2 separate regions of the Homo sapiens genome follow, and region 2 is linked to region 1. The links are chromatin contacts, found by Hi-C or POLR2A ChIA-PET in ENCODE. All regions are on one chromosome and are shown on one strand. The core of a region is the stretch at or near the end of the contact, and the rest is flanking DNA. Distances in the headings are between cores, read along the strand shown.

The links. A loop is a pair of places that touch in the nucleus more often than their neighbours do. ChIA-PET counts read pairs that join two places held with the same protein, here RNA polymerase II (POLR2A). Pooled maps may share reads with other maps.
Region 2: a loop to region 1 is called in a pooled map, with 7 times the contacts of the local background. The contact joins the promoter of RPS19 here to the promoter of RPS16 in region 1. A Hi-C loop is called at or near these places in 4 of 50 pooled maps. POLR2A ChIA-PET finds 5 or more read pairs at or near these places in 3 of 52 experiments (AG04450, H1 and MCF 10A).

Annotation. Positions count from the first base shown.
Region 1 is chr19:39,433,885-39,438,234 of GRCh38, reverse strand. It overlaps RPS16 (ribosomal protein S16), which reads left to right and starts at 2,286. Exons shown (of 5, transcript NM_001020.6): 1 at 2,286-2,387; 2 at 2,527-2,628. The coding sequence starts at 2,340. RefSeq lists enhancers at 81-849, 2,513-3,092 and a silencer at 2,033-2,132.
Region 2 is chr19:41,858,845-41,863,001 of GRCh38, reverse strand. RPS19 (ribosomal protein S19) reads right to left here and starts at 2,747. Exons shown (of 6, transcript NM_001022.4): 1 at 2,713-2,747; 2 at 2,157-2,227; 3 at 1,790-1,890. The coding sequence starts at 2,227. RefSeq lists silencers at 2,426-2,545, 2,606-2,735 and an enhancer at 2,289-3,044.

The sequences.
Region 1 (4,350 bases), core at 1,037-3,536:
TTGGAAACATCATGCCTGCCTTTATCTCTTTTTTGTCTGAGGGTTGGCCTCTCTGCCTCTAAATCTGTCACTGGGCTTGTTTTGGGGGTCCATCTCTTGACTGTCCTGGTCTCTCCCTTTTCTCCTCCTCTTCTCCCTTGGCCTTTCATCTTTCTCTTCTTCTCCACTTGTGCCTACATTTCTTTGGGCTGTGTCTGTGTCCCTCCCGGTCAGCCTCTGGGTACTTCCTTCCTCCCTCCCAACAGCCCCCTCCCCCCTCACCCTTTTAGAGCTGGACTCCGGGCTGGCTTTTCCCTCTGGCCCCAGACCTGCCCTCCAGTGTCTCCCTGTCTCCACCCTCTTTGGCAAGGTGCACCACGACGCCCTTTTGAACCCTGGATCCCAGACCCTGTACTGCCAGAGAAACTGAGGCAACTGTGGGCTCCCTCTAGCTCTGAGAGAGGAACCTCTTCGCTGGGGAGACTCTTGATGGGGTGAGACGCAGGGACATCTGCCGGGGAACCAGAGGACAACCCAATCCTGGGGTTCCTCAGGTGGGGTTGGGGGGCTGGGGATGGAGAATTCTGTGGGGAGGAGGCTTAAGTGGAGGGTGATTTGGGGGAGAGGAAAAAGATGACTGGGAGATTCTGGAGAAAGAGATTCTAGGGGCTGGGCGCGGTGGCTCACGCCTGTAATCCCAGCACTTTGGGAGGCTGAGATGAGTGGATCATTTGATGTCAGGAGTTCGAGACCAGTCTGGCCAATATGGTGAAACCCCGTCTCTACTACAAATACAAAAATTAGCCGGGCGTGGTGGTGCATGCCTGTAATCTCAGCTACTCAAGAGGCTGAGGCAGGAGAATCGCTTTAACCGGGGAGGCAGAGGTTGCAGTGAGCAGAGATCATGCCACTGCACTCCAGCCTGGGCGACAGAGCAGGACTCTGTCTCAAAAAAAAGAAAAAAAAAAAACAAAAAACAGAGAGATTCGGCCGGGCGTGGTGGCTCACGCCTGTAATCCCAGGACTCTGGGAGGCTGAGGCGGATCACATCACCTGAGGTCAGGAGTTCGAGACCAGCCTGGCCAACGTGGTGAAACCCCATTTCTACTAAAAATACAAAAAACGACCAGGGCGTGGTGGTAGACGCCTGTAATTCCAGCTACTCGGGAGCCTAAGGCAGGAGAATCTCTTGAACCCGGGAGGCGGAGGTTGCAGTGAGACGAGATCGCACCACTGCACTCTAGCCAGGGCAACGAGCGAAACTCCGTCTCAAAAAAAAGAGAGAGATTCTAGGGTGGGGACGGGGAAGAGGTTAATTCTTGGGGGAGGGTCTCTTAGGAGAGGGGGATTCTAACGGAGGGAAAACTCCAGGGAAGGCAGTTGCTGGGAAGAGGAGTCTCGGAAGGGAAATAAACTCAGGAGAAAGGTAGATTTTGAGGGACGGGTCTCTGAGAGAAAAGTTTTTGTGGATTTGCGGGGCGGGGTGTTCTGGGAAAGGGGGATTTGCCGGGAAAGGGGGATTTGCCGGGAAAGGGAGATTCTGGAGGAGGGAGATTCCAGGGGTACTGGGTCCTGACAAGAGAAAGATTCTGGGAAGGGTGACTGAGGGGACGAGGACCGAATGGAGGGAGATTCAGGGAAAAGGGGGGTCTAAGTTGAGCACTCTTAAGAGGGACATTTGGGGTTGGCCATCTGAGAGAAGGATGGGAAACATTCTGGGAAGAGGAAACTGAAAGGAAGGACATTCTGGTGAAAGGGAGATTCTGAGGGGAAGGGGCTCTGAGGGGAAAAGGATTCTGGGAGAGGATCCCCAAGGAGGGGGATTCTAGGGAGGATAGGATTCTGGAAGTCCTTAATCTGAGAATCCAGCCAGATTTCTTGCAGTAGATTCCAAAGGAAGATTCTGATGCGGGGGATTCGGGGAGGAGGGAGTCCAGAGGGGAGAAAGATTACAGGTGTTGGGAGGGTGGGAACTGATTTAAAGAAAGGGCGAAGGGAGATTATTAAAGAGCCAGAATGCAAAGAAGAGCTGCGGTAGTCGACTACAGAGGACGCGAAGCACACTCCCGCAGCCTTCCCTTCAGTCCGCACACGACACTCCCAGGCCCCGCCCCTTCCGCCCACAGAGCCCGCCACTTCCGCCTCACAGGGCCCGCCCGCTCTGAGCGCCTAAGGGCCTTCCCGCCGCTGACCAGACGCCCCGCCCGTTAGCCGCAACAGAAGCCGTAAAGCTCTCTCCCGTCGCGACGCAGTGCTCAAGGCGCCTGCGCAGACCCTGAAAAGCGGCCAGGGTGGCCCCTAGCTTTCCTTTTCCGGTTGCGGCGCCGCGCGGTGAGGTTGTCTAGTCCACGCTCGGAGCCATGCCGTCCAAGGGCCCGCTGCAGTCTGTGCAGGTCTTCGGACGCAAGGTGAGCCAGACGCCGGATGGGAAGGGGAGGGGAAGGAGAAGGCCAGGGTCTGGGAGAGGTCGGTGGGCAGGAATCTAGGGGGTAACATGGGAGCTGGAGCCGGAGCTCACGGGGCCCCTGTTTCTCTTGTATCTTACAGAAGACAGCGACAGCTGTGGCGCACTGCAAACGCGGCAATGGTCTCATCAAGGTGAACGGGCGGCCCCTGGAGATGATTGAGCCGCGCACGCTACAGTACAAGGTGCTGGGATCCGGCACCGGCGTTGAGTGGATGGAGGACTCTTGGAGACAGAGATGTTGTAGCTCTTGAAAGCTGGGGGGGCTGGCATCAGCAACGGGATGTTTAGAAGTTGTGTTGGGTGTAGAACAGTGGGGTATTTGGCAATAGAGCTGGGCTTGGGGTTCAGAAGATGTAAAAGCTGAGATGGGGTTGTTGAAGATTAAGGGTTTGCTTTGAGAACTGGGATGTTAGGAAGCTCACCTCACTGGGGCGGGGGGACCCAAAGGGTGAAGGGACACCGACTATTTTTTATTTTATTTATTTGTTTTGAGAGGGAGTCTCGCTGTGTCGCCCAGGCTGGAGTGTAGTGGCGCGATCTCGGATCACTGCAACCTTCGCCTCCCGGGTTAAAGCGATTCTCCTGCCTCAGCCTCTTGAGTAGCTGAGATTACAGGCATGCACCACCACGCCCGGCTAATTTTTGTATTTTTAGTAGAGACGGGGTTTCGCCATATTGGCCAGAGTGGTCTCGAACTCATTACCTCAGGTGATCCACCAGCCTCGGCCTCCCGAAGTGCTGGGATTGCAGGCGTCAGCCACCGTGTGCGGCCGAATTTGGGTCTGTTTAAATGCTTGCTTGTAAAAGGGGTTCCTCTGTTCCCTTTTTGGGACTCTCAATTTCTTTGGCTCAGAATGGAAAGAAACCAGAGTCTGATTTCTGCCCCTTCTGAACTCTACTACTTTTAAAAGAAAGAATATCTACATTGCAGGGTCAGTTAAAAAAATTTTTTTTGAGTTATAAGGTTCTTTTTTAAAAACAGTATCTTGCTGTCACCTACCCTGGAGTGCAATAGCACAATCCTAATGAACTGCAGCCTTAAACTCCTGAGTTGGAGATCCTCCCACCTCAGCCTTTCGGTTGCCAAGACTACAGGCACATCACCACGCCTGGCTCATTTGAGAAATATTTTTCTGTAGACGTGGGGTCTCACTTTATTGCCCAGGCTGGTCCTTGGTCTCATGTGATCCTTCTGCCTGGACTGGGATTACAGGTGTGATCACCATGCCTGGCCTAGAATTTAATAAAAATTCTGAGATTTCCTTTGTGTAGCAGATGTTGAATGTTACTGTTATTGGCTGTCACTGTATTTGAAGGATTTGTATGTGTACCCTCTGTTGAGTTTTGGGGACATAGCAGTGATCCAGATGACTTAAGGTCTTGCCTTCATGGACCTGCCAGCCTAGTTGGGGAGAAGGACTGGGCCCAATACCAGAAGCTGATCCAAAGTGGTCAGAACTGGGGAAGGAGACCTGTGAGCTGAAAGCAGGTAAAGGAAGTATCCAGACAGAGGCACTGGTAAAAGACCTGGAGCTGGGAAGGGTCTAGGGACCAGGGACAGGTTGTACTGTAATTCTGGAAACCTGTGAGGCTCAAAGAAAGGGCAGAGAGCTCAGGTGGGAAATAGAAAAGGCACCTGAACAGTCCAGGGATGGCTTTCGACTACTTGAAACAGCCTTGGGAGTTTCAGAAGCTATTGGAATGCTCCTTACTGTTCAGCCTTCTAAGAACCAGTCTTAGAGGTAGGGTGTCTGAGGTCCAGTGAGGGACACAAGTAGGAGGGAGCCCAGATCTTGTTCCCTTTACCTTGCCTATATTTCTTAACACCACTTCAGCAGTCTCATATCTGGCTTTTTTGACTTTCCTCTTCTCTGGGTCTGTAGAGGGCCTTGGAGTGACACCCT
Region 2 (4,157 bases), core at 1,498-3,997, 2.4 Mb before region 1:
GCTTTGTAGGCTACAGCTTCTGCCACAACTACAACTCTGCCCTTGTGCATGTAGATACACAGGGGTGGCTATAACCCAACAAAAATATACACAACAGGCCTCTGGTCTACCACACAACCATCCTATGCCGCTAGGACAGCTGGGCAAGTGAGGTGAAAAAGAGGCCTTTGGGGTACTCCAAGTGATGGAGATCAGTAGGCAGGCAGAAGATGCACATCCTGCTTGAGGTTTCCAGGCAGGGCCACTGTGGGCTGCAAGGGACCACAGCAGCTCTACCATGACCAGCAGATGCAACTAGGTTTATTATCCAAGGTCTTAATGCCATCTCTTGTTAATCCCTCCCCATGTTAAAAAAAAAAAAAAAAATGTACAAGACACATACAGTCCTACTTTGGAGGTATTTGGTATGTGCAGAACGTGTCTTCACCCCAGCAAATGAGAAAGGCTAATCCCAGATCCAAAGCTGCTCTGACCAACTGACCCTTGAGGCACTGCCAAAGCAAGATGGGGGGACAGGTGGAGGAGATATGTAACTTCCAGGGCTTGTCACTGCTGTGCGCCCAGGGAAGTCAGCTTCTCTTCATCCGCCCCATTTTCTGTCTAAAACAAACGGTGGGTAGGTGGTATGCCAGCAACCCGACCCACCTCAGCAAGTTCATCTTTCAGTCCTCAGAGGCCGCGGCTGAGTTATGCTGGTCCTCTGTGCTCACTCCATGGCCTGAAAGAGTGGGCCCCAATAGACATTTGAGGCACAAGTGTACCACAAATCTACAAAATGCTTCATATTCTGAAGGGCCAAGCAACCTGTACCAAGGCCAACTCTTTTCCGGGTCATGGAGGAGTTTTGCCGATTTCCAAACCCTGCTTCCCACCTACTTCTTATCTGGAGACAAGTTGTGGTCAGGATGGAGTCCCCACTTCACAGAGAGAGAAGGTTTAAGATTGGAGAGGCCGAGGCCCCTTAGTGAAGGTCGGTGCTAAGGCTGTCACCTTGACATAACACGGCACTGCCACCGCCCACCCTGTTACATCTTCCTGAAAGTGAAGATTTAGTGAGTACTGAAATATTAAGACACGTGAGAACTAACACTAGTCAGGGACTGTACATAAATTATTATTGGAAGATTGAAAAGAGACGGGGCTGGCACGAGGTTGCAGGGTGTCCATAAGATCAGAAGTCAAGATTTAAAGCAGGGACTGACCTGGCCAGATCTCCAACCATTTAGTTAGAAACAGCCTGTTAGAGATATGGAGAAGGCTAACTTGATGATCTGAGCAATAGTAAAGACAACTGGCTTTTTCCTGAATAACTACTGTGCAACAGACACGTTCTAAACACTCTGCTTTAAATTCATTCAATCCTTGCAATACTCTAGTACTGGTACAATAATTAGTCCCATTTTGGGGATGAGAGAGTGCACAGGCAGGTTAACCAACTTGCCAGAGGACACACAGCCAGATGTAAAAGATGGATCCAAACCCAGGGAGTCTGCCTCCGTGTATATAGAAAGGATTAAACCACCTGTAAGCAAAATATGAACATTCATCTGTCTCTGGTTTCCCCTGAGGCTCAAAGCCACAGGTCCTCCTCTCACAAAGCTCTTAGAATGTCATAAAAACTTGGAGTACCAAGTTATCGAATGTCACATCACACAAAGCAAGTGGTGACACAACCAAGGGTTTCTCTCCCTCTTGGGGCGGGAAAGAGCTCAGAGGAGACAGGGAAGTATGGTTTGTGCCAGGGGTCACCCAGCTCCCCACTCTCCAGCCAAAGACCTAAGTTCCTCACCAGCTCGCGTGTAGAACCAGTTCTCATCGTAGGGAGCAAGCTCTTTGTGCTTGGCCAGCTTGACGGTATCCACCCATTCGGGGACTTTCAGCTTCCCGGACCTAAGACCAAAACAGTGGGAAAAGCACGATTCAGTCATCTCCACAAACTACCCCATATCCCAAATGCCCTCCCCTCAACACAACTATGCTGTGCCCAGAGTACAAAGAGAGGCTGGAACCGGAACACAAGCCAGGCCTCACGCTGAAAGGAGCCACGGAGGCCCCAAACAAGCCTCGCCTGCCAGGGACCGGCAAACACTGGGGCTCAGATGGGCAGGCCAAGGCGACAGCCTCCACCCGTTTTGAACCTCAGTCCCCAAACTCACTTTTTGAGGAAGGCTGCCAGAGCTCTGACGAACTCCTGCTGGTTCACGTCTTTTACAGTAACTCCAGGCATCTGAGGGAGAAAGTCAAGCATGTGAACACAGGCCTGGCAGAGACGACTGCCAAGAGCACGGACCCCACCCCAATCCTTTCGCTCCAGCGCATCCTAAACCGTGGTACCCCCCGTTACTTCCCACGGCCCCTTCAACGCCGGGCTCCGGCTCCTGCGGGTCTGAAGGAGCTCACCGACGCCCACGGCCTCTCTGGATCGCACTAACAGAGCCCGGCCCCTGCGTGTGAGGATCCTGCGCGACCCCACTCCCCAGCCCCGGGACTCCGGACGCCCCACGCACCCCGCCGCTGCCCCCCGGGGCCCACGCTCGGTTCCCGGACGGCGCTGACCGGGCATGTCCGGGCCTGCCGCTCGCACGTGGCCGCGGCTCTAGGGGGCGGGACGGGCCCGCGCCGGGCGCCTCGGGGCCCTCAGGCACGCGCTCTGAGGCTTCGGCGTCCGGCCCTGCCGCCTCGCGCCCGGTCCAGCTCGGAGCCCCCGCTTACCGTGCGGCCTCCGCGCTGCCAGCCAGGGGAAAGGGAACGACGGGGTTTCCCGGGCGCACAAGTCGGGCGTAGGGTCTCGCGAGAGTTCCGAAAGCTCGCGAGAGCGAGGGTAGACGCTGAGGCTCCGCCTCTCTCAGGGCGAAAGTTCGTCCCCGCCTAGAGGGGAGGGTGTCTAGTGAGGGGTGGAGAGGTAAAGGGGAGGGCCAAGGGGTCGCGCGTGGAGGCCTGGGTTTCCTCCCGCGTTTCCTTCTCCCGGAGTGTAATAGAGAGAGGATAGAGAGCTCCTGTTCGGAGCTGGGGGAACTTGGCTTCGTTTGCGTCGTTCGTGGCTGGAAGGAACAGTGGTGGAGAATACTATGATGGCGAAAGTACGGGGCAGGATGGGTGGGCCACAGCTGGCGCCCCACGGCGGAACAACCCCTTTTCCGGGTGGAAGTGGCTGTTCCCTGGCCGGAAGTGGGAGTAGTAAGGGCGGAACTGTGACAGGGAACCTAGGGGAAGGGCGAGGAAGAAATGTGGCTATCATCTTCCGTCCTTCACCGCCAGGAGTCGCGAGAGCGGGAGACGGAAGCCCCACCCTTCTCAGGGCGGAAGTTGCTTCAGCACGGCCGGGGCGAGCGAAAAGGGAATGAGGCGCTGGAGGAGGGGAGAAGATAAGGGCGGGACAAAGCGGCAGAGGCGGGACCTTAGCAGAAGTTAGTTCAGCTCTGCCTTCTAGTGTCGGAGTCTGTTCGCTCAGCCCTTACTTTGCCAATTTAGATTTACCTGCCCCGCTGACCTGTGTAGCTTTAGGCAGTCCATTTGCCTTCTCAGGGCTTGTCTCACCATTAAAAAAAAAAAAAAAAAATGAGATCCCCGTTTGTCCATTTAAAGTGGCTCCTCTGGTTCATGGCGCGTCACATGCTCTAAAAAATATTTTTTGAGTGCCTGCTCTGTGCCAGGCACAGGTAAATATTATTTGGACATTTATCATGTGGCTGTTACTGTAGTGTTACATGCATGATCTCATTTAATCCTTACAAGGCCCAACAACTAAATAACGTGGTCCAATAAAATTATGTTAACTTGTTGCAAAAAGGAAACACTGAAATGTGTGTAGCTATTTTCTTATGTTGGAAAGACTGAGAATTTAAAACATAAGAGCAAATATTAGAATTTTACCCCACACTGATACTGTGGCTGCAAAATGTGTTAATTATTAATAAGCCAAGACTCGTATCTGTTAGAAAAATTAAAACCAACCATGCTTCTAGCATAAGATCATATATTTAAATCAAGGTTTTACATTCATGTAGAATGTTGTTGAAACCTATCTCATACTGTTTCTAAAACTTGAGAAAATATTTTCATTATCTCAATTGTTTTTCCAGAACCAACACATACATATTTCCATATGTATTCAAAGTGGGTAATATATGCATGTCTAACTGGAAATCTCCAGGTAC